Regions from separate parts of the Mus musculus genome. Here region 2 is linked to region 1. The links are chromatin loops, found by intact Hi-C in ENCODE. Cell type or tissue: left cerebral cortex. All regions are shown on one strand. Each heading gives the region's core, and the rest is flanking DNA. Links, peaks and the distances in the headings are about the cores only. Region 1 holds the start of Cdc42ep4 (CDC42 effector protein (Rho GTPase binding) 4). Region 2 holds the start of Cpsf4l (cleavage and polyadenylation specific factor 4-like).

Region 1 (14,891 bases), core at 6,454-11,453:
CTAAGTGTGTTGTTTTAAAAAAATGTATTATCGCCACGCAGACCTGCTCCTTGGAAACTGCTCACTGAAGCTTTTGCCCATTCCTCTATTGGCAGGAGGGGCTTCCTGTTTTCCAGTAGACTTGCTCGATATCTTTAAATCCTAGTGCTATTCTGCAAATATTTTGGCAAATCTGGCATATGCCTGTCTACATTATGGTGACACACATGCTGCCAAGCGCCTCATTTGTTTGTGGTCCAGGCGGCTTTCTGCCTTCCGGCCTTCATCTTACCAAGCAAAGACTTCTCTTCTATTCCCCAAGTTTGTGGGCTGGGGGGTGGGGGTACAGGTGCTAAAAGTATGGGAAATGCAGGGCAAGCTACTCACAGGAGAAACAAAACCAAACCCCCAAAGAAACGCAGCGAAGTGCAGCTGTCTGTGTGACCTCTACCACTGAGTCACTAAAAGGGGGCCACAAAGACCAGGAAGAGTCAAGTGCCAGGCCTGGAGCCGCTGGTCCTGCCATCCCAACTACTCAGTGTGAGCGAGGAGGGTCCTAGCTCAAGAGAGTCCCGTTTACGTGGTAAATTCCAGGTAAACCTAGGCGCTGCAGCTAAGAGCCTCCTTCAACGTTAAGTTAGTGGTGGTGGACTGCTCACCTAGCCTGTGCTAGGCTCTAGATTTTGATCCCTGGTAACAAACACACATTAGCAGTAAATGGTACTATATAAAATATAAATATAACACGGCAACACAAATAACAGTCAAATAAACAGAGAAGCAGTAGGTGGTTCACACCGCAGTCTCAGCACAGGGGGAAGTCTACGCAGGAGGACTGAGGCAGTATGACTACACAGGAAGCTCTGGGCTAGCCTGAGCTACAGAGCAGGATGTTGCCTGTTTTGTTCATTCGTTTGGTTTTTTAAACCGGGTTGTGGTGGCAGATCTTCATGACTTGGCCACTACTTGGTTCTGTATGGTGAGTTCCAAGCCAGCCAGAGTTAAAAAGTGAGATCTTGCCTCAAACAACAACAACAACAACAACAACAACAAAACAAAACAAAAACCCGGAAACAGATGTGGAGAGATAGGAACATGGCAGTTCCCAGCACCCACACTGTAGCTCACAGACATCTGTAACTCCTGTTTAAGGGGATCTGGTGCCCTCTTCAGGCTACCTTGGGCACTGCACACACACAGTGCACAGACTGTATGCATAGGCAAAAAAAACAAAAAACAAACAAACAAAAAAAAACCCCTCATACTCATAAAATAACAAAACTAGGAAAAATGTGACAGCAACAAAGAACAATAATTTTCCTGAACTCTTATAAGAACCAGCCTTGTTAAATGGGTGGAAAGCAACCAAAGCTGCCTTGGTTCGATATGCGCTCCTTCCTGAGCCTGGGCGGCTGTGGCCGGCTTCCACAGAGCCTTTCCTTCTGTGCCTTGTTCTGCTTCTTTCTGAAGCAGATCTGGAGTCTCACCAGGCAGAGCAGCTTTGGAGCATCCAGTGGTGAGAGCCCAAGTGCCTGTCTTCCCCCTGAATTCATCCTGGCTGCTCTCATCTACGGACTCTTCCATGTGTGTCTCAGAATGAGGAAGGCTGGGCACACTATACACTGCTCATCCTGGCCCTTGGAAAGCTGAGGCAGAAGGATTCCAAGTGCCAGTCCAGCTTGGGCTGCAAAACAAGAGTCTACCTCAGAAGCCTAGAGAGAAGGGGAGAGACAATCCTGTCCTATCTGCAACAACTGTCCTTACTGAACGGGACACTACAGCAGACATGAAGAACATTGGTTTCTGCCTGGCACCCACAGTGACATCCTAAACCTAGTTACCCATAGGGCTGCCACCAGCCAGGAGGGGCCACTAAGTCCTCACGTTGTGGCTAGTGAGAATTGGGAAACATTTTCTTTTTCCTAATTCAAGTATTTTAAATTTTAAATAGGATGTTTGGTTCCTTTACAGGAAAACTTCAGAGTGTTGGGAAAACCTGTGTGAATCAGTGTATGACTGTAAAATTTTTTGCAATCCAAACACTGATCAAATATTTATAAAGTTTGGTATCCAGACTGTAGTGTACTATTTAGTGTGAGACACATGATAGATGTTGAAGCTTTTGTATCTTAAAGGACAATATAAAGTACACCATAGGTAATTTCTGTACATTTACTTATGAACTTATTTGAGATGGGGCCTTACTAGGTAGCTGTGCTGTCCTGAAACACACTATGTAGACCAGGCTGGCCTTGAACTCACCAGAGGTTAACCTGCCTCTGCCTGCCAAGTGCTAGGATTAAAGGGGGCATATGTCTCTCCATTTTGTCCACTTCTCTTTTATTTGTGTGTGTGTTTGTGTGTCTGTGTCTGTGAGTGTCTGTGATCAGTGTGTATGTCTGTCTGTATATGTGTGTGTGGATTGTATACGTGCCTATGTGTGTGTCTGTGTGTGAGAGTGTGTGTGTCTGTGTGCATGTATGTATGTGTGTGTGTGTCTTGTGTATGTGTCTATGTGTGTGTCGTTTCTGAGAGTGTGTGTATCTGTGTCTGCATGTGTTTGTGTGTGTATGTATGTGTCTTGTGTATGTGTCTATGTTTGTGTGTGCATTTGTGTGCACCCACTCGTGCACACATGCCAACAGAGACACAGAAGAGGGAGTTAGATTCCCCTGAAGTTAAAGTTACAGGCATTTGTAAACTGCCCTGCATAGGTGCTAGCAATCAACCCAAGGTCCTCTGAAAAAGTAGCAAGTATTCCTAACTGCTGAGCCATTTCCCAGACCCTCCACTGAAAAACTTCAACAACTATGTGGGAATGGCAATATTTTGGACGTGCAGCGTTAATATGAAAATTTACCTTTTTAAAAAAAATATGACTATTAGAAAAGTTAACATTAGGGGGCTGGTGAGATGGCTCAGTGGGTAAGAGCACCCGACTGCTCTTCTGAAGGTCCGGAGTTCAAATCCCAGCAACCACATGGTGGCTCACAACCATCCATAATGTGATCTGACTCCCTCTTCTGGAGTGTCTGAAGACAGCTACAGTGTACTTACATAAAATAAATAAATAAATAAATCTGTTTGTTAAAAAAAAAAGAAAAGTTAACATTAAACTGGGCAACGGTGATGCACACCTTTAATTTGAGCACTCACTCAGCACTGTGAGCTGGAGGCCAGCCTGGTCTACAGAGTAAGTTTCAGGACTATACAAGAAACCCTGTCTCCAAAAACAAAAAATAAAAAAACCTATAGAAAAGTTAAAGTTATGCGTATGACCAGCCTTCTATCCTTTATTGGGGCAAGCGGTAATCAGACTTGGACATGGAAGCCTGGGCTGTATACATGCTAATAAGCCTGTGTCCTAGCACACAGCTGCCCTCAGCTCCCAGCATTATGCTATTAACAGCACTGCTCTATGGCTACTGTCATCAACTGTCACATTCTCTAGTGGACTCACAGACAGTCTCCATTATCTCCAATATACAGAGATTCCTCCCTCCACCAGCCTGAGAGGATTGGCATTATTGATTGGTGTGCGTGCTACCACGCCCCCACTCAAATTTGCAATCCTTAACAGTGTATAAAACTATACGATTCCAATGCCTGAACCAAGCTAACAAGTGGGGAAACACAGTGTGTCTCAGCAATCAACCCCTTAGTTGGTAAAGAGGGAATGCAGTCGACTTTGGAATCAGGAGTGGTCTGGAGAGACGTCTACCAAAGTTAGTCCTGATCAATTGGCATCTAGGATTTGAGATGCTCCCTAGCCTCAGGCAGAGGGCCAGACCCTGCACCAGGTGGTCCTCTCCCCAGGCCACAGGTCAGAAGTATGGAGCAGAGCAGACACTCCAGGTCCTAGATGCTATATGTTCTGGCTAAATGGCGTTTAGTACTGAAGGTTCTCGTGCTGCGTGTCTGACAGCTTTTATCTTGGGTCCTTTTCCCAACAATATCAAATACCACAGATCAACACTGTCATCTCCATCTTGAAGATGAGAAAGCAGGGCAGGGTTTAGAGAGCCCATGAGTCACCAAGGTCACACAGCTCCTAAGGACAGAGCTGAGAGAAGAATCCAGAGAAATGTGATGCTGAACTCTCAGGGTTTCCACTCTACAAGCACATCGGAGGTGGGAGGGGTCTCATCAAGCCTCGAAGGGGTGATGAGGGAGGGCTACAAGGACCAAACACCCACAGGAAGCCCACTGCTTCACAGACTGTGTTCGTCTTAAAGATTTCCCCAAGACCCATGAGATGGCTCACATCTGTAAAGGCACTTGTCACCAAGCTTGAAGGCCTGAGCTCAGCATGCCGAACCACATGGTGAAAGGAGAGAATGGAGCACACAAGGGTGTCTTCTGACCTTACTGTGACCAGTGTGCACACGTGCGTGCGTGCGTGTGTGTGTGTGTGTGTGTGTGTAAAAGAATTATTTTACCCGGCGTGGTGGCGCATGCCTTTAATCCCAGCACTTGGGAGGCAGAGACAGGCGAATTTCTGAGTTCGAGGCCAGCCTGGTCTACAAAGTGAGTTCCAGGACAGCCAAGGCTATACAGAGAAACCCTGTCTTGAAAAACAAAAACAAAACAAATAAAAACAAACAAATAAAAAGAATTATTTTAAAATATCGCTGGAGCTAGAGAGCGCAGTTAAAGAGTATTTGTTGCTCTTGTGGAGAGGATCAGAGTTCTGTTCCCAGCATGCACACGGAGGCTCACAACTGTCTCTAACTCCAGTTCCATGGGGCCTGCCTGGCTCCTGCTGAAGGCGTTCACACACATGGTGAACATTCATACATGCAGGCTAGCACTGATATATATATATATATATATATATATATATATATATTTTAAAATCTCCAGTCTGGGCACTCCATTTTCTATCATCCTAGAGAAAATTATTAATTCTAGGAAATAGACGGTGGGGTGGGGGGATGGGAGCCCTTGAGCTGGAAATTACCTCAATCTCACCCAGCATCCATCTCTACCCTCAGTCCAGAACCCTCTGGCTCGAACCAGGGGAAGGAAGCCAGCAGGAGGGTGAAGGGAATGGTTTCCCTTACCATGGCCTGCCCACAAGGGAAGAGAAAGGGGCCAGGGCCTGGGAGAGACCGGAAACGACAATTGACCAAGGAGCCAAGACGAAGAACAACTAATGACCCAAGGACATCCGGCAGCTTCACTTGTTTATAGGACCTTTCCTGGAAACGTGGGCTTCCAGGAGTCAGCCGCCCGACACCAGCCACCACAGGCGATACACAGGCTATAGGAGACGGTGTCTAGCGGAACTAGCGGAACAAGCGGACAAGCGGGGCTTCTGCTCCTGGCCTCACATCAGAAGGAAGCTGCTGCGCCTGCAACCAGATCCATCCGCGAGGCCCTGCTTAGTTCAGTTTCACTTTGCTTCTCCCAGGAACCACTCCTGAGCTGAGAGGCAAACACAAGTGTACTCTGGGGGCTCCAGAGAAAACCCCTAAGTGAGATGGCAGATCTTCCAACCTGGCTTTGCTGGGGACTTGGAATAGAGGGGGTTAAGAGCCAGATCATAATCGGGCTCACCACACTGAGCTTGCTAGCTATCTCTGCCTCAGTTTCCCCATAGCTTTCAAAGCCTTCTACATTAAGGTGAAGATGTAAGCTCACGCTCACACACACACAGACACACAGACACATTCTACAAGGGGTGACACAACTCAACAGATAAAAAGGCAACCCTGAAATGTGCACTCTGCCGGGACCCCACATCTACTGAGCATGCGCAGTGACGCTAATTTCAAACAGGATCCACGGGCAGTCCTGAACATACCTGTACAAACCTAACCCCATAGGCTCTAGGGTGTCGCATGAAGCTGTCCCCTGAAGCCAAGGTACAGAGTCTGTCCTAGCTTAGCACTGCCACCCAGCAGGGGGTCATGAGGCAGCCCTGCCTAGGGCTTCCTTCTCTTTCACCTTTGACCTTTAGTGATATGGGATGGAGAGGGCCAGCTCTTCTCAAACCGAACTTCTGCTCCTTCTGATTTCAGGTCAGTAAGGACCATGAGAAACACTCTCATTCTTCCCCAGGACCAGGGTACGGAAGAGACAAGACTGACAAGACCCTGGGTTCTACCAGCAACAATGCACAGGACCTCAAAGGAGACAGATGTGCCAGACTCCTGGAGAGAGCCGCCTGCTGCGGTGGCTTCCGCAGGTATCATCCACTACCCTGAAAACCAAGGCAGGGGATGGTGACCCAAGCAGCTATGAGGAAACATGCAAGACGTGCAAGGCTCTCTTGCCCTGGCCCTGGGATTAAAGGCAGGGGTGTGCACACATGACACCTTCAAACTGTTTCTACCACAGACCAAAATGGGAGAGCCTACCTCAGCTTGAAAAGGTGAGGTCAAGACCACCAGTCTCTAAAGGAGGCTCCATGGGCCAGCAATGCCCCACCCCCTAGCAGCGCAGTGCCTGGGGTGCAGGGAAGGGCTAGAAAGTGTTCCTCAGCTGGAAGGGAGCCCGAGGCTCCAGGAGGCCCACTGTAAGCTGGGGCTTCACTGGTATCAGGAGTAGGAATGTGGGCTGCTAATGGCTGAACTTTCTCCACCAGGCAAGTCAGGCAGGGCTACTTTTAGCCACTCTGCTGCCCCTCCCTCGGTGACTGTCCCAGGCCCTACACTCAAGGATAGCTGAGCATCATCCCAGAGGCACTTCAGGAGAATTAGCTGGAGTCTGCTGTCAAGGGCCTTCTGCTAAACCACCACTTGAAGTGTGCCCTGGCTCTGGGACTTGGTCCCTTCTCCCAAGGCTGAGGAAGCTTCCGGTCCTTCGGTCAGAAGAGGACCTAACCATAGCTCAGGTCCATGATCAACTGCCAGGGTGAGATTGCTCAACCCCCTCCACTCCCCAGCCTTATCGCTGGCATCAACCCAGCGCCTCTGTTCTTCTGAGGGGCAGAGTCCTCCCTCCCCCGGCAGGGGCAAGCGCCTAAGTGTCTGTGGGGCTGAGACGGTGGCATGGATGTCCCAACCAGAACAGCTGGAGCCGCTCCTCCGCTCCTCCGAGGCCATCCGGGATGCTGACTTGCAGACGCCCCTCCCCTGCCAATTCCATCCAAACTTCAAGGGAAGCAGGAGGCAGGGATAAAGGAAAAGAGGAAGAGAAGGAGACACCAACATCAAACACCATGCCTGCCACAGATGGGCACGGCCTGTCCAGGCCATGGGAAAGCAGTTGCAGTTGCGGAGGGGTGGGGGAGGGGTGGGGGAGGGTGTTGCTGAACCACGAGCGACCCAGGCCTTCCTGGAGAAAGCTCTGAAGGGAGGGTCTAGGATCCCTTTACAGGTCAGCAGGAGACCACCCCTGGGACCACAGCTTTACACAGGGAAACTCTCCCTTTGCTTGCGACTTCCTGCTGGGAAGCTCGGATGGTCAGTTTCAAAAGAAGGCTGGGCGCACACACAGGATCAGAACAAGAACTCGAAAGCAGGCATATGCGAGCCACAAACTGAGGGGGGAAAGGAGGGTTCAAAAGAGAGGGAGACAGGAGCCCCCCCCCCAAAATGGAAGAAGTGCTCAGAGGAACAGCACGAGCATACAGACAGCATGAGCAAAGGGTCCTGCAAACCCCGAGAAGTTACCAGAGGGGCCGAGACACCCCCACATCAATACTGCTTTGGGAGCAGGCTCGCTTTAGCATCCAGCTCCTTAAAGTCCGCGCTAAGATCGATCACCAGGAGCTGAGAAGCTCTCCTCCCGCCCGTATCTCCCAAGGTTCCACTCAGTGGGAAATAGTTAAGGGGCAAAGTCCCTGTTCACAGAGGAGATAAACCACATTAATCAGTAGTCACATACAGGCAGCTGATCAGGGCTGGTAGCACATGGTCCCTCCCACACTCAGCCCTGTATCAGCTCCCTGACATGCATAGTAGCTTCCCGGTCTCTAGTGATGCCCCACTATTGCCAACTGCCCTTGGGCTGCCCAGAGGCCTGGCTCTGCTCCAGCACGTCCCTCCAACCCCACCTCCCCAGTTCTGGGAGAAACCTGTAGCTAAGGTTCCCCATGCTGTGGGCCCTGTTCTTTGTTCTTTAAAATTCACTCCATCCCACTGGTGGTCCCCCCCTCCTCCAGCCAGGCCTCAGAAAGGGGCGGGAGAGGCTGCTGCAGGCGTTACTGGAAACCCAGACAGGGCAAAGAAGTTGCAAGGCAGAGGCCCCCTGCCAGGGGCCTCTCATTGTTTATGCTCCCCAGATCTCGGGTCCAGATGGTTGCTGGGGGTAAGGATGAAAAGTATCCCAACCGCTCCAGCGAGAATGGACAAGAGGTTTCAAAGTAAAGACACCCACAAGGAAGCTTTCCTCATTCAACGGCTCAACTACCTGGGCAAAGAATGGGAGCTGTCGGCCCAGGGAGAGACGTGGGAGCCGGTCAGATTGCAAGAGGTGAGACTGTTGGAGGGTGGGTGAAGGGGGGGGAGGGAGAAGTTCCCAGCCAAGAAGAAAAGAGAAAGCATTGTATTTCCTTTTCATTCTCCCCGGGAGAAAAAGAAAACTTCCGAAGCCCAGGCCGCAGTATTTCATTGGGCAAACACAAGGAACCTGGTTTGAGTTAACAGAGAGGGAGCGCCCCTCCCCCCGCAGGCACACACGCAAGTCCTACGGTCTGTTCCCAGGAAGCTCAACCGCCATCCACCCCGCCAGTCTAGGACACTCACCCACAGCAACCAGGGGTCCCCCAAAGGGGAAAGGCAGCTCCAGCAGACGACGCCACAGACACAGGAGGGCAGATTTGTTCCTCCGGCTGGGGGCGCTCCAGGAATGGGGAGGAGCCAGAGATCAGGATCGCAGCCTTCAACGTCCCAAGCCAGCGGTTAAATCATTAACCAACCGCTACCTACTCGCCCCTGAAAAAGCCTCGAGCCCCATGCTTCGGACGTACCGGGCGCGCGCGCAGGTCCCCCCGCGTAAAGCCTCGTCCCAGGTTTCTAAGGGACCGCCAGCTCGGCCCAGCCCCACCCTGCGCCTCTTGCGGCCTTGGCCTCCAAGTCTTCCAAGGGAGGCGGGCGGGGCGGGAGAAGGAAGGGCTCCGACGGGCGGGGAGTATTTGCTCTTTAGGCTATTGCCTTCCAGCCGGCTCTTGCCCTCCTTTCTCCCCGGCCGGGCGACACCGGGTGGCGCCTAAAGCAGTGTGTGTACACGGGAGAGCACGCGTACACCCCTCTACCACTACCGACGAACTCAGCGGTTATTCATGGAGAAGTCTGTGCGCACACGCCCCCCTCGGGGCGACCGCCGCCGATTGTTGTGTGCCTGCCCACGGCAACACACACCCCATTCCTGCGCGAGGGGGTGGACCTTTAAAACCTGCCCACTCACCCCACCCCGAACAGTCCCCGTGGCCAGATCGGGGCGTACTGGCGACGCTGAGCCCTGTTGTTACCCCCTCCTCCGCAAATGATTTTCTGGGACACGGTATGTGACTCTGGGTCTGGTCCCAGGCATGCCTACCCACGCTGGGCACAGAGGGGTGTGTTTGTGTGCGCGCGCGCCCTGCTCCTAGGTCCTCATCTTCCCCATCCCCGGGTCTTTCTACCTTCTCCACGTCACCAGGGGTCTCGAGCCTACCCAGGCCTCACGCGGCCACTGGGCCACAAACGGATGCTCGTCGCCTACCTCGGTCCCCAGCTCCCCGAGCGCGGACCAGGTGCGGCTGTACGCTCCCCTCGGTGTGCTTGGCGCCTCGGCAAGGCTGGCGACCCATGGCAGCGCCGGCGTTTGTTTCCTCTGGCTCCCGGGGCTCCGAGTGTGCTAGAAGCTAGGACACTCCCCTCCCAGGCTCCTCCCAGCCCTCCCTCCCATTTCCCTCCGCGCTGATGTCACTCCGTCGCAGCAGCCAATGACTGCCACGGAACTCAACTCGGCTGCTTGGCCTCCCAGGTTCAAATCTAAAAGCCTGAGACGCCCCCCACAAGCTCCTAGTAGGGTAGACAGAGCAGGTCTTGCTTTGAGGAGTCGCGCCCCACAGCCCCCAGTGCTCTGCCGCGGAACCGACGTGCGGTCCGCAGAAACAGGAGCACATCCCCTCCCCAGGAACCAAGGGGAAGCTCTCTCTTGGCTCTTCCAGTTTTGAACAATGGTAAGAAAACAACTCCCTCCAGGACGTTACCCACTTCTGGACCACGAGCAGGAGCTTGGGCTCCGTGGATTCCCTCTCCATCTGGAGGGCGGGAGAAGCAGGTCCGCCCGAGTCCAGACCCGGTCTGAGCAGTGGAGGAACTTTTCAGCAAGGTGACCTGGCTTTGATAGCTCTGTCTGGTGATCATGGGCTCTTAAGTACCCTCCCAGGGAACCTCCCGGAATTAAATCCCGCGTGCTTGGGTAGAGGAAGCCCCACCTATGAATGATCATTAAAAGCAATAAAAGCCAGGGGCGAAATAGTCAATAAAGAGGAAACGGAGCCAACCCAAAGTGAAAGTTCCCTAACTACTTAAAGGAAGTGGGGGTGGGGTGGTGTAGGCCTCAGCCTCCTTTTTCCCCAGAGTTGCCTCACGGTCCCTCAGCTCCTTCACTGTCCTCTGGAAACCCTGTCTCTCAGGATCCCACCCCATCCCCGACCTCTCCCCCATCTCCCCGTCTATCCATGAAAACTTCAAACTGTCCATATTGTGTGAAAATCAAACCTAAAAGGTCAGTGTCGCTGGGCAGTGGTGGTGCACGCCTTTAATCCCAGCACTCAGGAGGCAGAGGCAGGCAGATTTCTGAGTTCGAGGCCAGCCTGGTCTACAAAGTGAGTGCCAGGGCTATACAGAGAAACAACCCTGTCTCAAAAAACCAAAAAAAAAAAAAAAAAAAAAAAAAAAAGTTCAGTGTCTGGTCTAGGGGTCCAGTTCCGGCTGCGGAGCACGAGGCTGGTTCAATTCAAGCCCAGCACCACCACCAACCAAAAGAGATGTCAAAATTAGTGAAACTAAAACACGGGGTCCAAAGTAACTTGGGATGGGGATATCCCTGGGGTTCTGACCGTGATTGGGTTACCATGGGGAATTTATACCTCCTCCCCCTACTCTGACTGTCCTTGTATGGGTCCCTCACCTGGAGGTTGTCAAGATGAAAGAGAAATGTGGTTTAGAATAGACAACAGTGTCGGAGTCAGGTCTGTGGGTCAGAGGTAGCTGTAACAGGGCACTAGGGCAAACCAGTAGGAGAGAGTTGTGTTGCCTCTGGCTTTCAACTCTGCCCCTCACTGGCCCACAAGCCTTCCCATCTCTCAAATGGGTACAGCACCTGTTGACATTCCTTCTAGGCTCCACCCCATAGTTACCTGGCAACAGCCAGGTGTGCCAGACTCACTATAAAAGGATCTCTTGCCAGGCAATGTGGTGCACGCCTTTAATGCCAGCACACTGGAGGCAGAGGCAGGCGGATTTCTGAGTTCGAGGCCAGCCTGGTCTACAGAGTGAGTTCCAGGACAGCCAGGGCTACACAGAGAAACCCTGTCTTCAAAAAACACAAACAGGGGGCTGGTGAGATGGCTCAGTGGGTAAGGGCACCCGACTGCTCTTCCGAAGGTCTGAAGTTCAAATCCCAGCAACCACATGGTGGCTCACAACCACCCGTAATGAGATCTGGTGCGCTCTTCTGGTGTATCTGAAGACAACTACAGTGTACTTACATATAGTAAATAAATAAATCTTTAAAAAAAAAAAAAAACACAAACAAAAAAAGGAGTCCTCTCTCGCTCTTCTTACTCCCTCTCTTCCCTCTCTTTCTCCCCCCCCCCATGTTTATGGCCGGCCTCTACTCCTTTACACTCTCTCTCTCTCTCTCTCTCTCTCTCTCTCTCTCTCTCTCTCTCTCCTCTCTTCTCTCTTCTCTCCTCTCTCTGCCTTTCTCTGTCTCTGCTACCCCTTCAACTCCCCTCCCTATGCCCTAAATAAACTTTATTCCATACTATACCATCGTGTGGCTGGTCCCTCAGGGGGAAGGGGTGCCTCAGCATGGGCCCGCAGAGGCACCCCCTTCCCCACACCATACCGCGCCTCCACCAAACATAACCCTGGCTTCTTGTTCTTTTTTATAAAACACAGCATTGGTGCCAAGTGACTCGGATTTAGAAACTGGGATTTCTACAACACAACAGCACCCCTCCCCCCCCCCCCCCGCTTCCCCTACTAGTGCAAACGTTAACCTTCCCCCATGAACTCCCCCAGATGCAGGCTCTCAGTGGCCTTCCCGGATGGTGCCATACCCCAGTGGTTTCCCTCCTGGGCACCCGCCTCCCTGTGCTCCTAGAGAGCCAGGAGTTTTTCATTTGTTCGTTTTAAGCTTTAATTTGATTCATAAGCTTTTTTCTGATTTTCTCAAGAGTCTTCTCCTCTCATTTCATGTTCCATAAATCATTTGGGAATGCCAGCCTACCTCAAGAGCCAGCGATCCATCCGGGTTAAGGGAAGAGGCACCCCACAGGCTCCATCCTCTCAGGTCGCTCTTGTCTGCTTTCCCTTGATCCTAGGTTTGCCTGCCTTGTTTTTGGTCTCTCTGAAATTTCTTCTCTTTTTATTCAAATTTAAACTCCTTCCACAAACATTCGAAGGGGTTCTAGGCTTAGAAGACAAAAATCCCCTGGGTCCCTGCCCTCAGATTGCCCGGTGGAAACTGGTTCCTCTCTGTGGGGGACCTAGACCATCTCTTTTAGAACTCACCAGTGAGAAGAAGACCAAAAGAAACAGCTAATTTCTCCCTGCTGTTTAAAACCCTGGTCTGAGGCAGGCGATCTTTCTCCTAAAACTCCACTGAAGTTAAATTTCACCCCAACAGTGTTTTGTTTTGTTTTGTTTTTTGTTTTAGGCAGGTGCCATCTGTGGCTAGGCATGTGTAAATCAACTAGACTAACTTTGAAGACTTGAATGCCTAGCTGGAAACGTCTGCAAGCGCAAAGTCCCAGAGTTTGGGGAGGGATTTAAGGTCTTAACTGAACCTTTAAGGTGTGACCTGACCTATAATCCTTTAGGCCTGGGCATATGTCTCAGCCTGTCTTTGGAGTTTGAGCATGCGTGATACCTGCAGCTGTGTGGGCCTGTCCCTCCGAAGCCCGCCCCCGAGCCCCAGGCATACCTCTTGGTGTTAACAACGAGACATTAGTTCACCTTCCGCTGCTGCAGCTTTAAATGGATTGGCTAATCCCATTCCTTACAGAGAAGCTGGAAATCACACTCGGTCTTCTCTGGTGTTTACCATACAGTGTGGTCCCTTTGCAGTGCTGGGGATTGAAGCCAGGCCTGGCGCCTGATAGGTAAGCACTCTGTCGTGGTGCCCCGCACCCTTGGCCCTCACTTCCATTTTGAAATCAGCTAAGCCTCCAGAGCCCCTTCCCGTGAGAACACTTGGGCCCTTCACATCTCTTTCTATGCTGGGCCTTTCGACCACTGAAACGAAACAGACCGAGATCCTATCACAGCATCCTCTCGAGAGCCTGGTGTCTGGAAGTTTAAGGTTGGAGTGGCCTGGATGACCCAGGTCAAGAACTGTCACTGTCGTCTGGGGCCTGGGTTCTGGGCTTATTCACTTTCTGGCCTCAGGACAAAGGCCTTTTCAACTCCTGAGTTCCCAGTTGTTAGGAACCACCTGGGACACCTCCAAGGTTTCAGCTGACCTTTCCGCAGAGCATCTAGGAAAATCCCCAGGATATCTAAGTGGTGCATAAGGCTCACAACCCCATTGTGGAGTTAAAGCACCTCATCTGGGGGCTCTTTAGCCCAGCTTCCAGGCCCATGACACATCTGAGGTCTAGGTGACCAGGGCTTCCTAAGGAAGCCAGACAAAGGTCTGTCCTCTGTCCCCTGGAGACAGTGGGGAGTCTGACTCACCGTTTGAATCTTCAAGAGTATAGACAGGCTGAGACAGAGTTCTTCAAAGAAATGAAGAAATGGCTTCTCTCAGTTTCTGTAGGTGACGCCTCTTCGGCCATGGAGGTGTGTAAACATAGGGGCGGAGCGGAGAAAAATCTGACACTAGTAAAAGGTAGTGTCTGAATGGATAAGGCCCAAGGTACACAGAATGAATCCAAGGTATGTCCCACCCGTAGCTCACTACAACCTGAACTCGAAGCACCTGTTCTTTGGCACAGTGCGCGCTGTAACGCCACAAAGTAGCAGCCAAAGCCTCCGCTCAGATTCGAGACAATTGTATGTTATGAACTGCCGTGTGTTTACTGTACACACACAACGCCTTCTGCTCTTACAGATGAATAGTGGATTATTACAAATGACTTTTCTCTCTCTCTCTCTGTAGCCCCGACTGTCCTGGAACTTGTAAGTAGACCAGCTTGGCCTCAAACTCACAGAATTCTGCAAAATCTGTAACTTTAGTACCTGGGATCCAACACACATGGTGCACAGACATGTATGTAGGGAAAACTCACATCCACATTTTTTTTTAAAGATAGTTTTGGTTTTTGGTTTTTGTTTTGTTTTTTGTTTTTTGTTTTTTTTTTTTTTTTTTGGTTTTTTGGTAGTCCTAGCTGTCCTGAAATTCACTCTGTAGACAAGGCTGCCCATGAACTCACAGAGATTCTCCTGCCTTTGCCTCCCAGGTGCTGGGATTAAAGGCATATGCCACCACCACCCAGCAAACATTAAATTTTAAAAATAGTTTTCCAGCTTTTATTGTCCGATCTACTGCAAGAGTGAATCACACTGCCAACATTCCAGAAAATGTCGACATCACCCTGAAGGGACACACAGTCCTTGTGAAGGGCCCCAGAAGAACCCTCCGGGGGAACCTCAAGCCCATCCACGCAGAGCTGAGTCTCCTTGGAAAGAAACAGAAGAGGCTCTGAGTTGGCACGTGGTGGGGTGACAGAACAGAACCGGCCGCTGTCTGAACCGTGTGCAGTCATGTTCAGAACGCGATCAAGGGTGTCGTGCTGGGCTTCC
Region 2 (14,891 bases), core at 3,950-8,949, 46 kb before region 1:
GTCCTCTCAAAGCAGGAGCACAGAACAACCCAACCCCCACCCCACCCCCGTGAGTTGGATGTTTCTCACAGCATCAAGAAAAGGAATCAATGCAACTACACAGAACACACAGTATATTCTCGAGTATAAATAAGCTGTACAGGCAAACAGCTGTCAAAGTAAAAGCAATCGTTGGATCGGATTGCCCGTTTTTGGGAGCACTTGAGGCCGTTGACCCATAGCAGTCTGCGGGAGCGTGGGAGCCAAGCATGGGATGTTGACTGACTGACTCTGTAGAGTTCACAGCTTCAAGTGCACTTTGTTCTCCTGGCTCATGAATGACTCCTCCCTTCCACAGTCAGCTGACCTCGTATCCTGCTGTATGATTGGCATCTCGGGCATGTGCAGGATAAATGGAAATAAGCCAGGTAGAGGAGGCTCTTTCTGCATCCTGCATCTCATTACCGTGATGGAGCTCACTGGACCACTGGGTACAGAATACCCTGAGGAGGCCATGGAGCCAGCCCTTACCTAGGAGAACGTCCAACTCCCTCGCTTCAGACTAGGTTTTGATGGCTCCAACGGGTACAGCTTACTTTGCTGGCATGGTGGCCTGGGTTTTGAAGATAAAGGAGAAAGCAAGCTTAAAAGGTCATGGCTGGTTTTGTCTTTGGTTTTTGAGACACAGTTTCTCTGCCTTCGCTGTCCTGGATTTCGTTCTATAGGCCAGGCTGGCCTCCAACTCACAGAGATCTGCCTGACTCTGCCTCCCAAGTGCTGGGACTAAAGGTGTGTGCGACCACTGCCCGGCTAAGGCCACGCCTTTTCATAAATTCTCAGAAGAAAAGTCCCTGCTTGTCCAGAGAACCGCCGGATGGTTTTCTAGAATGTCTTGGCTTCTCCAGCCTCACGGCTCAGGAGGCTGGGATGGGAGAACCTTGTAAGAACAATGGGTTGAGAGCAGCCTGGAAATAATAGCAAGATCTCGACCCAAAAGAGACGCTTAAGATTCACGTTCGGCTCCCATGTTTCAGAGAAGGCCAAGGTGGTTCTGGACTTGCAAAGGTTCGCAAAGTCAAACAGACAAAAATAAAAGTGTTCTGCTCTCTCACCTAGCTTTCTGGTGTAATTGCATTTTCTTTTTGAAACCAGGTCTCACGGAGCAGAGGCTTGCCTCTCTACATAGCCAAGGAGGACTTTCAACTTCCGGTCCTCCTGCCTCCATTTTGAATGCAAACAGGAATCAAACCCTTGATGCCTACTAAGCAAGCAAGCATTCTACCCACGGGACTGTAGCCTCGACCACTGAGGATTTGTTTAAAGAGAGGAAGAAAAAAAATCACAGTGCAGGACAGACTGCGGGCTAGCTCATAAAGGTATGGTTTTCATTATTATTATTATTATTATTATTATTATTTTACATTTTACTTATTTATCTTGAGATGGGGTCTCACTTTGCAGCCCTAGTGTACATGGAGCTCAGAGATCCACCTGCCTCTGCCTCCTCAGTACTGGGAGCTAAGACATGCACCACCACACTCAGTAGCTCCTTCTTCTTTTGAGACACAGGGTCTCACTTTGTAGCCCTGTCTGGGCTGCCTGGAGCTCGCTATGTGGAGGCTATGTGCCTCAGACTTGCTCCAGTTCTCCAGACTGCCTGCTGCATGCTGGGATTGCAGGCATGTACCCTCCCCACCGACCCCCAATCAGGCCCTGTGTTCTCTCCGTTCACGTCCCTGAACAAGGAAGTGCTCTCCCTGCCCCGTGGGCTCCTTCACCTACCTAAGGTGCAGGGTGTGCCCTTGAGCTGCAGGCCTGAGGCAGACTCCACCTCCTCTGACCGTGGACCATGGGCTTTGCCTGGAAAGGGGACACCAGAGTGTTGCCAGTAGAAGTTGTTGAATCCCATGGCTGGTTGACAGGCTGCAGCTAGAGTGAAATCAGGAGTAAACCGTGTTACAGAGACACTCTGTATAGACATGATCACCTAAATACCCGTAATTTTAGGAATCTCTGGGTTGGGGGGGGGGGGGTAGGTTTGTTTGTTTGTTTTGTATTTTAACATGAGATTTGTTTTGGGGAAATTGCCTTGTTTTACTGTTCCCAGAATATCTTTTTTTTTTTTTTTTTTTTTTTTTTTTTTTTTTTAGTTCTTTGAGAAATCCTATTCACACAGACACACAATTTTATTTCTGAGACATTATGCCGTGTAATCGAGGCTAGCCTCCATCCCCCAGATGTAGTCAAGGCTGGCCTTGTCCAGAATCTCCTGCCTCCACCTCCTCCGTTCTATTTATAATGTTAATTACCAAAAGTATGCCTTGGAAGAAGTTACCTGCTCAGTAACTTATAAAGACAAGAGTTTAGCTGGCCTCACATTTCTGGAAGCAGGGGCCTCAGGCCTGGAAGCTGTGTCCGCTGAGCTTCTGGGAAGGGCCTTGTACTCCAAGTGGTCATGCAGTGTGGTCACAAGGTGGGTAAGGAAGCCGGGAAAGCCCAGCTCCATTCATGGAAACTGCTTTTTTTTTTTAATTTTTTTGGTTTTTTGAGACCGGGTTTCTCTGTATAGCCCTGGCTGTCCTGGAACTCACTTTGTAGACCAGGCTGGCCTCGAACTCAGAAATCCACCTGCCTCCGCCTCCCGAGTGCTGGGATTAAAGGCGTGCGCCGCCACCACCCTGACTGACAACTGCTTTCATCAGTCTCCTCTCTTGAGGATGCTCCACCTCCGAGATCAGGCCCCACCCAACACTACTGCCCAGAGGAAACAGCCAGGGGCTGAGTTGGTGATTTTAAAACATGCAAACTATCATGGGCAATGTGTGCATGAGGCTGGTGCTGGTCCAGTAAACCCTGGAAGGGCCATCCCACATCACAAAACAGTCTTCTCATTTCCCTGCAACCTCTTAACATTTTGCCTTTTAACTGAGTATGTACGTGTTGTGGTATGTGCAAGTAGTACATGCAGTTGCTCACAACGGTCAGAGGAATCAGATCCCCCCGGGTGCTGGGACTAAACTGGGGTTCTGTAAGAGCAGTACCCACTGTGAACCACCTCTCATGCCCTCCTCGCAGCCTCTTAAAAACTGTTCGCATCGCCCTAGTTATCGAAAGCCGTTATCCAGGCGTGGTGGCACACACCTTCATCTCAGCACCGGGGAGGCAGAGGCAGATGATCTCTGAATTCCAGGCCAGTCTAGTTTACACAGCAAGGGTCCCAGGCCAGCCAGGCCTCAACCAAATCTAAATAGTGAGACACTTATCTCTAAAAAGAGAGGGGTTGAGGGTGAGGGAAGAGGGAGGGAGGGAGGGAGAGCAAACAAGCATAGAGAGGCTAGGATGCTCGTCTGTAGCTCTGGAACACCTGCCTGGCTAGTGAGGACCCGTGGTTCACTGAGGTGTGGTCCGGAGAGCATGATTAGCCTGCTGAGCCTTGAAGTGAATTCTCACTGATGCGTGGTAACCATGGGGATAAGATGTCTCCCCCTCGGGACCAGGAAAATATATGACTCGTCATAGTTTTCATTCAGAAAGCTGGCTTTGGACTGTGTCCTGATTTGTTTGTCAGTGAACCCCACTGGTGTGGGATGCCAAGATGGCTCGGTTGGTAAGAGCGGTTGCAGGGGAGCCTGACGGCCTGGGTTCTACCTTCAGGACCCAGACGGCAGAGAACCAATTGTTCCAAGGTGTCCTCTGACTTGCAGACATTCACGGTGGCAAGTGTGCATGTACATATATATACACAAAGAAATAAAAATAACAAGGAAGAAAGAAAGCATCCCCGTGTTACCCAGCTAAAGAAAAGAAAGGAAGGCAGGCCTCTCTGGGTGACCCTTCCAGGTGCAGACATCATGGGCTGAGAGAGGCTGAGAGGAGCTACCGCATGCAGGTGCATGGTGTAAGAGTGGGGTCTCCTGAGACTAGTATAGCTCGAGGAAGCACAGACAGGTATGGGAGCCAAAAGAGAGAGGCCCTCATGTGAACAGCAGAGCGCTAACTTACCTTCACATTACTGGGATGGAACGGAGGACTCATCTTAGGGCTGAGGGGAGGAGAGGGAGACATAGGAGGGGGTGGCGCGAGTGTGTGTGTTAGAGTGGGCCATAGCCTGCTAGCCCTGCTCCCACCCCCACCTGCACCCCTTCCTGAGAGTACATGCATGTTAACAGGGAAGGCTGGAGCCCACTCAGCCAACAGGACCCAGACCTCCAGGGTGGGGCAGCAGCGAAAATCCCTAGGGAGACACTTGCTAGATGACCTCCCACCAAGGGCAAAGGGAATCACATCATGTCAGGATCTAGATCCAGAAGGTAGGGGCCAGCACTCCGGTGGATTGGAGACTAGAAGGATCATACTTACTGCCCAAATTGGCACTGAGGTCCCTCGGGGCAGAAGCCGGTGAAGTAGTTGGGACACAGTACTTGATGAACATGGCGGTATTTACACAGGGGACCTACTAGACAAAGAGCAAATGGCCGCGAGGGTCTGCTTCACCCAGAGGGAAGAATACACGAATAGCTATGAGGAAAAGCTCAGGCTGTAGCAGGCTCTCCACTGGAGACGGGGTGGGTAAGGGACATTGCTGATGTCCCTGAAGCCAGAGACAGATGGGGCAGAGACCTTGGCTCAGGTAAGGGCTGGACATGTGGTTCGATGGTAAAGCACAGGTGGACCATGCTCCAGGCCCTGGGTTCCATCCCCACAGTTTGCCTTCCCCCAGCATAAAGCAGGTACTGAATGGCGAGCATGCTCAAGCCACTCCCAACCCAGTGCTAAGACGCTCACCCGGAGGCCCACGGGACACATATGATAAGACCCAGAGACCCATGGGAACACAACCTTCCAAGTTTGCAGGAAGAGAGGGAGACAGGGAAAGGGTGGAATTTAGGTGGCATTCAGCACCTGGGAGCTGTGTCTCTCATGGACTAGACTTTCTACTAGTCTTCTCAGCCAAGGTCCTACATCCACCCGCTGAGAATAGGGTGTGAATCTCACAGCCTTCCCTGAGAAGCCTGTCATGCCGACACCAGGCTGAGTCTCCCAATGTCTCAGATTTCTCCACCGGCATACAAGCCTCGGACAACCTCAGAAAGGCGTTCCACTGGGGTAGTTATATGGCCCAGTTTCATGGGGAATGTTACTCCTTGCTTGCTGAGCATCTCCATCGGGAACACCCGCATCCCTCGGGCATCCTATCCCTGTCTCGCAAGCTCTTACCTTCCTTGCAGAACCCTTGGTTATACCACGGGCAGTCCTGGAGCTTGAGAACTGGCTTCAAGTGCAGGAACAGGCATTCCTTGTTGCTGCAGTTCCCTGAAAAGCCCATCGGTCTTTTGTCTATAACCAGGTTCACACTTCCACAGCCCCGCCCTGATTTACCTTGACCCTGCCATGGAATTGTCTTCCCCCTGTCACCATCTTTGGAAGGCCTCTAACACTGAAAGGGGAAGTTACCTTCTGGTCATCTATCTCAACTAGAAACACGCTACCATTTCAGAGTCCCAGGAAGGGCAGGGGTGTTTTGCAGAAAGTACCGTGGACAGAGTAGAGGTTCTATTTGGGCCCCAGGGAACCTTTCAGAAGGACTGCGTTAGGGGTGAGCTTGGGCTGGGCTGTGTCTATGCGGTGAACCAAGCCTTGGTCAGCTGCATTTCTACAAGGAGGCAGCCTTGGAGGCACGGGCCGCCTGCAACTGCCAAACAAGGATCTTAAGTTAGATCAGAAGAGGACTGTGATCTGTCCTGTCTCCTTTCACAAAAGGGCTTACTGGCACATCCTAGGCCATCTTAGTGTTTCTGGACTCAAAACTACCAGTCTGTCCTGCTGGGCTGCACATTGCTGTTCCAGATCTTGGCCAGCAGGTGGCAGCAACACTCCAGCCTGCACTCCCATCTTTTGCACAGGCCTTTACTCCTTTCAGTCCTGACAGTTACTAAATGTTCTTTCCTGCGCTGCCAGGCCTCAACAATGTATGTGCGTGCACATGTGCATGCCCGTGAGTTTGTTGAGCTTATTTACAGAGCGTGGGTAAGGTGTTGCTTACAGAAGTTAACTGACTCCAAAACAGCGGGATCTCCACCAAGTCTCAGTCCACCACAGATGCCAACTATAGATAGATGCTGCATCATGGGGTCAACCCCTTTCAGTTGGTCTCCTCGTGTACGCTACACATCTCCCAAGACCACTTGCAGTTCAGTAGTATTTTTAGAATAGACACCGAAGCAGAGCATGGTGGTACACTCCTCTAGAGTCTAATTCCAGCCCTTGGGAGGCAGAAGCTGACAAATCTCTTGAGTTTGAGGGCAGCCTGGTCTGCATAGCAAGTGGGGGTACTGGAGGTGTGAGGGATGATACACACACACATACACACATATGATATTTTAAGGACAACTGCCTCCTAGGTTCCAGGATTAAAGGCATGTACCACCTAGCATATAAGTCATATAAGTTTTTTTTGTTTTTTTTTGTTTGTTTTTTTTTTTTTTTGGTTTTTCGAGACAGGGTTTCTCTGTGTAGCCCTGGCTGTCCTGGAACTCGCTCTGTAGACCAGGCTGGCCTCGAACTCAGAAATCCGCCTGCCTCTGCCTCCCGAGTGCTGGGATTAAAGGCGTGCGCCACCACGCCCGGCTGCTTTTTGTAATATTAGAGGTATTCACCCACTGTTGAGAGCAAAACCTTAGATTGCAAATCACGATGGTGAGCTTGCACATCTGCGCATAAATAATTACTTGCATGCAAAAGTGGTCCCATGCAGGACCACATCTGCTCATCAAACCCGGGGACTCAGGGATGAAAGATTAAAGGGATCTTTCTAAGTGAAAATGCTTTAGGCAGTGACTTATGGGGACCAGCCTCCAGATAAACTTCGTCTGTTTATTCTAGAAAGACATTCAGGCACCCTCATGAACTGCCAGAGGCACTGGCTGGCTCCTTGGAGAAGGCAGTCTAGAACGCTGGACTGGGACGAACTTCCCCTGCCCTGAGAAAGACTTTGCCCCTTCAAGGTACCCAGTGTTATGAAATATAACACACAGCCCCATCTGATAAATTAGTTCTCCACAGGTGAAATGAGCCAGTTAGGTTTATATTAAACACAGGTTGATCAAGAAGCTGCTCTCAAGTGGGTAAGTTCACTGGAGCCAAGGAAGGAGGCTAGAGAAATCACCATGGGGAGGAGGGAGGGGGAGGAGGGAGGGACAGAATGAAAGGGGTGGTAAGAGCGAGCCCAGGACCTGGCCCCGACAGAGGCTGGAGGAGACCTGACCACACAAGGTAATTTTAGGGCCCAGACTTCTAAACCTCGTGGCTTTATTTACACAGTGACCTTCTCTTTCCAACAAGTGATGCAGGATTTCCCCTTTGGGAGTTACCATGACATTTTCATCTAAAATAAAAGTTATAAAGAGCAGGCGAGTAGGAAGAAGATGGCGGGGGTCGGGGCCGGGGGGGGGGGGGGTACCGGTGAGCATTCCAAGTGGCAGTACCAAACACATCTCCTTTGGGGAGGCCTGGCCTGGCCTGGGCCCAACAGAGACTGAGAGGTGCTCCGTTCAAGGCTATTCCTGACAGTCATCTGGGGGTTGACTGGCCAGGCCTGGAGTGGGGAACAGGATCCTATTGCTTTCCCTTTGTGGTAACTGTCACTGAGACTAACAGGCCGCAGGCTTGACACGGGCTTGGCTCTGCAGCCTTTATTTATTTTTATTTCTTGTTTCTTGAAGGATTTGTGTGTGTGTGTGTCTGGGTGTTTTGCTTGCATGTTGTGTGTGCATAATGTGTGTGGCAGGCGAGGGGTCCAGAAGAGGGCATCAGATCCGCCCCGGAGTGACTGGCAGTTGTGGGCTGCCTTGTGAGTTCCGGGAACCAAATGCAGGTTCTCTGGAAGAATAACAAGTGCTTTGAACACTGAACCAGCTCTCCAGCTCCTTGTTGGCTTCGTTTTGAAACAGGGTTTGACTGTGGAGCCCTGGATGTCCTGAAACTTACTGTGGCCTCAAACTCAAGAGATCTGCCTGCCTCCTGAGTGCTGGGGCTAAAGGTGTGCACCACCATACTTGAATGCTAATTTTTATTTCCTTTCTTGTTGTTAGACAAGGTCTCCTGTAGTGCAGCCTAACCTTGAACTCCTCTGTAGCTGAGACTGGCCTTGAATCCCGGATTCTCCTGCCTTAGCCTCCCTAGTGCCGAGATTAGAGGGGTGCCCCACCATATCCAGCCTTGGTTGTATTTTCTTAGGGTTCAGAGAAGCCGACAGCTTAGGCTCAGATAAGGCTGGACTTCTGGGGCACACCTGACTACCAGATTCCTTTCCTACCCCACCCTAAAGCCCTCCATCACCCCCTACAAACCGGGAGAGGCATTACCGAACTTGGAGTGGAAATAGCACACGGGCATCTTGCTGACGTCATACTGGTGCAGGAAGTCGCAGCAATCACTCTTCCGGCAGAGGCCTCGAAGCCAGTGTTTGCACACCACCAGCTTCTCACCCTGCTCGTGCCGGAGTGGGCATAGCATCCCTGCGGAACATGATACCTGTTGTAGGCCCCACCTAACCAGCCTGGGGGATTTCGCAGGGCCTGGAAGGTGACTCCTCCTCCTCCTCACCTGTCATCTCTATGTCCCATCACCCAGACACAACCTAGAACAGGCTGGAAGAGGGGTCAGGGGACCACACTGGGCAAGAGGATATCTTAACAGAACCTCCAGGCTGCCTTTCCCATACCCAGCCCAGCTCTTGGCATACTGTAAGTGCTTGTTGAGTTCATGACTTTTACAGGGAGGGAAATATTCTGGATTTGTTTATTCCTTATTAAATAATAATAATAATAGAGCTGGAGAGATGGCTCAGCGGTTAAGAGCACTGACTGCTCTTCCAGAGGTCCTGAGTTCAATTCCCAGCAACCACATAGTGGCTCACAACCATATGTAATGGGATCTGATGCCTTCTTCTGATGTGTCTGAAGACAGCTACAGTGTACTCATATAAATAAATCTATGAATTAAAAAAAAATCTTGGGCTGGTGAGATGGCTCAGCAGGTAAGAGCACCGGACTGCTCTTCCAAAGGTCCGGAGTTCAAATCCCAGCAACTACATGGTGGCTCACAACCATCCGTAACGAGATCTGACTCCCTCTTCTGGAGTGTCTGAAGACAGCTACAGTGTACTTACATATAATAAATAATAAATCTTTAAAAAAAAATCTTATGAGCCGGGCGTGGTGGCGCACGCCTTTAGTCCCAGCACTCGGGAGGCAGAGGCAGGTGGATTTCTGAGTTCGAGGCCAGCCTGGTCTACAGAGTGAGTTCCAGGACAGCCAGGGTTACACAGAGAAACCCTGTCTCAAAAAACCAAAAAAAAAAAAAAAAAAAAAAAAAAAAAAATTCTTATGTGTTTGTGTGTTTGTGTGTGTGTGTGTGTATGTATGTATGTATGTACGTGCTTGCGTGCCGAAGCCCTCAGAGGTCAGAAGTGCCATCAGATCTATAACTGCAGACAGTTGTGAGCTGCCAGGTGGGTGCTGGGAACTGAACCAGGGTCCTCTGCAAGAGAAGCAGATGCCTGTAACTGCTGAGTCGTCTCTCTCAGTCTTTGAAACAGGGTCTCGAGTAGCCCAGGCTGGTCTCAAATTCACTATGTTTCCAAGAATGAGCTTGGAATTCTGACCTTTCTGCCTCCAACTTCGAAGTGCGGAGACTACGGGCCTGCATCGCCAGCCGGAGATCATGAGCTTGCTGCAGGCTAGGCAAGTGATCTACCCACGCACTGCAGGCCTCCTTGGCGTGAGTTCACGACTTCAAATATTAAGGACAACACAGGCATGACATGGGTGACTCTAACAGTGGCCACACACTAGAAACATTACATTTGACCACCTCGGTATCTTTATTCAGCAGACACTGCCACTGGAAGGGAGGGCTATGTCTAAGCAAGGCTTGTTTCCATGCGTGACAAGGACATCCTCTTTGAATGCCCCCTGGCCTGCCTGCATGACTCTGTCTGTCTGTCTGTCTCTCTGTCTCACACACACACACACACACACACACACACTCCTGGCTGGCCATTCCTTGGGCTCTGGCTTTCCTCAGTAGCAGCTTTCTCTTTGAGCTGTGGCTCACTCACTCTGTAATGGACCTCGAAGGTTCTGGTTTCCCGGGGCCTGGATGGCCAGTGAGCTCCTCTTCTTCTCATGCAATCATCCCGAAAGGGCTCCAGGTCCTCTCTGCCCCACCCCCAGCCTCCTGACTTATAGGAACCGAATATTAAGGCTCTCCACGGCAGGCCCCTTAAGACTCTCTTCACCTGAGTCCATAGCCGGGCTTCAGGGTGAATTAGAAACACTACTGTTAGGGGTTAGGTATGTAGACCACTGTATGTTGCTATTGGAGGAACCTCAAAGTGACCTCCAATCCAGAAAAGAAGACCAGTAGCCAGGGTGGGGTTCAAATCAGAGACTTCTGTCATAAACTAGCTAAGGTATGTCGTCGCACAGGTGAGCAGCCTTGAGCAGATAATAATATGACCGTAGTTAGGAATTGAGAGTGTGAGCCTTGTGTGGTGACCCTCAGCATAATAAAACACAACTTCTGTGGTACCAACTACACATGGCTGGCTACCTTCTTGCTCATGACAGAGGCTGGATCCTATCTAGTCCAGGAGCCAAGCTCACACTACGTCCTAGTCCCCAGCTGAACCCAGCATGGTCCCCACAGCCGTTCCTGTCCCGGCCCAGCCCAGGCCTGACTCACTCACCTTTCACACAGAGCCCTTTAGCGAAGAAGTTGCACACAGCTGAACTGGACTCTGGAGGAGAAAGAAACCGGAGGAGAAGGTGGCGTTCCCAGAGCTGGAGCCTTGCGGCAAGTCCCACCTAAGCCTCCGGGCTTGGAGCTGCGTGGGCCCCGACTACTCTCTCTGGCTGGGCTTTGGAGTTTTGTTGTTTACCTGTTCCTTTGCCCGTCTGTTTATGCAACTGTCTCGCCCTGTAGTTCAGGTTGGACAGAACCGCCACAATCCTCCCGCCTGCCTCTCAGCCCCTTGGCGGCCCCAGTCCACCATCAAAACCAGTTCTCATTTGTCTCCGTCTGTGGAGGCTGAGTCAACGGGGTACCCTCTTCCGAAACCCTTCCCCCACCGCCCAGAACCAGTCTCTAAATTCCACTTAAACTCAGCCCACCTCTGAGGCAGGAGGTGGAAGGTTTCGGGGGCACCCAGGGAGCTCTGGCAGCTCGGAAGTCTGCCTTTCTATCCCGGGCAGTGAATACCCAGAAGCTGTGTGGGAGAGACGCACAGCACCTCCAGGACCTGAGCAGGGGACACAGGCATCGCCACTCACTGTCCATGCCCTGGAAAGGCAGTAGCCCAGTGCCCTTCTGCGATTCCACATCCAGCTCAAAGGCGAACGTGAACCCTTGCAGCCCGGCAATGACCTCCTCCATCTTCCGTCTCCCGCCGGAAAAGCAGAAAGAGCCAAGATGCCAGAACCCCCGCAGGTGGCTCCTATATAGCCCATCCGCACCTAATCCTAATTAACGGGGCCAGGCCCTATCTGATGCTGGCCCCTCTTTCTCACCCTCTCAGGTCACCTCTTCCTTCAAGGGGCCAGGTGACTGCACGTGACTTTCTGGCTGAGTGTACCCCCAGAGGCTCCTCGGCTGCCTCAGCCCTCCCACCCACCCATGCAGGTGCAGGCCTTCCAGGGCCCCACACCCCCACACTGTTCACACAACCCCCATCCTCAGCTGGGGAAGGGATTGGCAAAGACTCACACCTGCTTATCTCTGCCGATCACAGAACAGAGCCGTTGCCAAACCAGTGTCCCATTGTATGTGTGGGGATATAACTACCCATTGATGCGAACCTACTGCATACAGCGATGCCCAGGTGTTGGGTGGAGTGGGATGGGGGTAGTCAGAGGGTGTGTGGGACAGAGGAAAGGTTCCTCCACTAGGTCCCAGCCACTCTCCCTCCCACCAGGCCCTCTGAGCCTCTTTTCTAGACGGAATGACAAACCCCAAGCGTGCTCTTCCTGGAAGGGGGGTGGGGGGGGACAAAAGGAATGCAGGCCAGAAGCATCGGAAACAGTTCCATGAAGGGCCCTTTGTTTACCCCGCAGGCAATCACAATGGTAAGCTCCGAAGGAGGTGGAACCGACCCAAGGCTGGGGGTGACCTCCCAGCGAGGAATCCACTGGGCCACCCCAGAGCCTCCCTTACCCGGAGAAAATGCTTTGTAAATGAAATATCCATGCAAATGTTGTTTTATTATTATTAGGCCAACCCTGCCCTGAAGGGCTGAGGACCTCAGAATCGGCTTTCTTAGGAGCATTTTTAAAGCTCTAATTAAACCAGGCTATTTCCTTCCCCCTCCTGGGTCCTGAAGTGGCCTGGCCTCTCCAGGAGCCACTGTTACCAGGACATGTGGGCTTTTTAGGCCCTAGGAACTAGAACTAGAGACATCTCCTCCCCGGGACCCAGCGGGGAGAGGTAAGCTTGGCGCTGCAGGCCTGTGGCTGAGCCGACAGGATCCAGCCTGCCAGCTTTGTTTCCTGCGGCTGTTATGCCTAGATCTGTTGTTCTTTTGAACTCCAGATCTGAAAAGACAGCAGCTGGAGAGATAGATCCGCGCTGGGAATGGCCTTGGAGCTGGGTGGGGCTGGAGTAAGAGTAGCCTGGGATCACCCTGTACCCGGGACTGTAGGCAGAATGGCTGTCTAGGGCTGGAGATCAAGGGTCCCTGGGGAAGAGGCTCTTGCATCTCTTGACCCTATCCTTAGGTATTGATTAGGTCCTTGGTCTGTCACCTTGGGATTATTTGAGAGTCCCATGGGTCTGCTAGAGAAGGCAGAGGGGGCAACCAAGGTGCGGAAAGCTCAAGGGCACACTGCAGAGCCACGTCCTGGAGGTCACTGCCATGGGTGGGGGCTTGGGGGGCTGGAGGGACACTCAGGCTATGGGGCAGAAACAACACTGGACAGAATACGGGTTGGATGGAGGGATGAGGGCAAGGAAAGGTGGCAGAGAGTATGTTAGGAGAAAAATCTGGTGATGATGGGGGGGGGGGGGGCTTTGTCCAGAAGAGGGGCCTGACCAAGACTCAAGCAAAAACAAGCATTCAGAGAAGAAAGGGTGCAGTGGGCAGTAGGCTGGGAGGTGGAGGAGGGGAGGAGTCCTAGGCCACTTCAGAGGTTTGGATTGTTTTGTTTTGTTGTTTTGTTTTTGAGACAAGGCCTTTCTCTACTTAGCCCTGACCAACCCCAACTCACTAGGTAAATTGGCCTGTCTCCGCTGGGCTAAAAGGCATGAGCTGGGCTGGAGAGATGACTCAAGAGGTTAAGAGCACTGGCTGCTCTTCCAAGAGGTCCTGAGTTCAATTCCCAGCAACCACATGGTGGCTCACAACCATCTGCAGTGGGGTCTGATGCCCTCTTCTGGTGTGTCTGAAGAAAGAAATGGAGTACTCAAATACATAAAATGAATAAATAAATCATTACCCCCCCCCAAAAAAAGTATGAGCTACCAGGCCTGGTGTGTGTGTGTGTGTGTGTGTGTGTGTGTGTGTGTGTAAGGGGTGTGTGCTAATCATAAGGGTGATCACCCTGCAAGTCTTCCCTGGAGGATGGGCTGAGAGGAGGCAATGGATATGATATGCAAATAGTAGTCAGACTGTGATGGCTCACACCTTAATCCCAGCACTCATTTGGGAGACAGAGGCAGGTGGATCTCTGAGTTTGTTCGAGGCCAGCCTGGTCTACAGCAGAGCAAGTTCCAGAACAGCCAGAGCTAAACGGAGGAACCCTAAAACCAGTCAGAGCCCTGGGGACGTGGTCTGAGGTCCTTTCAGAAACAACCCTGGTACAGAACAGCTCGCGCTCCCGCCCCTTGGCTCCTCGTGGTTAGTGTGGCATATGAAAGCTAAACTGCCCCCTACTCAGTCCAGTGCCCTTACGGTGGGTTTGGCCTTATTTGGAATTAAAGACTTTCCAGATGTCAGTAAGTCAGGAGTTCCAAGATATGATCGCCCTGGAATTAGGACCATTAGTGGATGTCCTTGTGAGTGGAGAAGAGGACCCAGGCATGGTGGTACACACCTGGGTTGAGAGCATCCTGGCTGCAAGAAAGTCCGTCTTAAAATGCAAAAGGTGGAAAGAGATTCGAGACACAGAGATCCTGTAGAGAAGGCCACTGGAAGCCAAGAGGTAGAGAGAGGGTGGAGCCATCCAGCTAACTGCAGCAAGAAGACCTGACATCTTTGGCCTTAAGAACTTTAGAAATTAGGGAGCTGAGGCAGGAGGATTGCCATGATTGTGTGGCTAATCAAGTGTGGTGATTTGAATGAGGATGGCCTCCACATGCACATACAGTTGGATATCTGAGCTCCTTCCATAGTTTGCTGGAACTGTTTGAGAAGATAAGGTATGACCTTGCTGGAGGAGTTGTGTCATTGGGCTTTGAGGTTTCAAAAGCCTGTACCATTTCCTTTGCCAGTCAGCAGCTAGTGTGCTCTATTCTCTCTCTCTCTCTCTCTCACATACACACAAACACACACACACCAGATATAAACTCTCAGCTACTCCATCACTACCATGCTCCCCGTCATGAACTCTAGCCCTCTGGAACTGTGAACCCCCAAATGAAATGCTTTCTTTTATAAGTTGCCTTTGTCATGGTATCTATTCACGGCAATAGAAAAGTTACTAAGATCTAGGTTACATAGTGAGTTACAGGCCAACTTTGACTATAGCATGAGACACTGTCCTAAAAAAAAAAAACCAAATAAGACTGGGGGCTAGAGAGATGGCTCAGAGGTTAAGAGCACTGGTTGTTCTTCCAGAGGTCCTGAGTTCAATTCCCACATGGTGGCTCACAACCATCAATAATGGAATCCAACATCCTCTTCTGGTGAGTCTTAAGAC

The links. A loop is a pair of places that touch in the nucleus more often than their neighbours do. Peaks named below come from ENCODE experiments on the same cell type or tissue, not always from the same donor. Only the 100,000 strongest peaks of a DNase experiment are listed, where the experiment ranks them.
Region 2: it touches region 1 in a loop (2.3-fold over the local background); 11 of 42 quality-filtered maps call a loop at or near these places.

The regions. Positions count from the first base shown.
Region 1 is chr11:113,742,058-113,756,948 of GRCm38, forward strand. It overlaps Cdc42ep4 (CDC42 effector protein (Rho GTPase binding) 4), which reads right to left and starts at 9,758. Exons shown (of 2, transcript NM_001163346.1): 1 at 9,631-9,758. It also overlaps the pseudogene Gm11736. In left cerebral cortex, for the core only: a CTCF peak has its summit at 8,753; DNase peaks (open chromatin) are centred at 8,198, 8,737, 9,128 and 9,795; H3K4me3 peaks cover 3,738 bases; H3K27ac peaks cover 2,524 bases.
Region 2 is chr11:113,698,075-113,712,965 of GRCm38, forward strand. Cpsf4l (cleavage and polyadenylation specific factor 4-like) reads right to left here and starts at 11,452. Exons shown (of 8, transcript NM_026682.2): 1 at 11,313-11,452; 2 at 10,730-10,780; 3 at 8,343-8,495; 4 at 5,197-5,292; 5 at 4,339-4,435; 6 at 3,982-4,021; 7 at 1,762-1,908; 8 at 97-592. The coding sequence starts at 11,415. The coding sequence ends at 1,762. It also overlaps a transcript of D11Wsu47e not described here. In left cerebral cortex, for the core only: a CTCF peak has its summit at 5,834 (motif pointing right); a DNase peak (open chromatin) is centred at 5,842.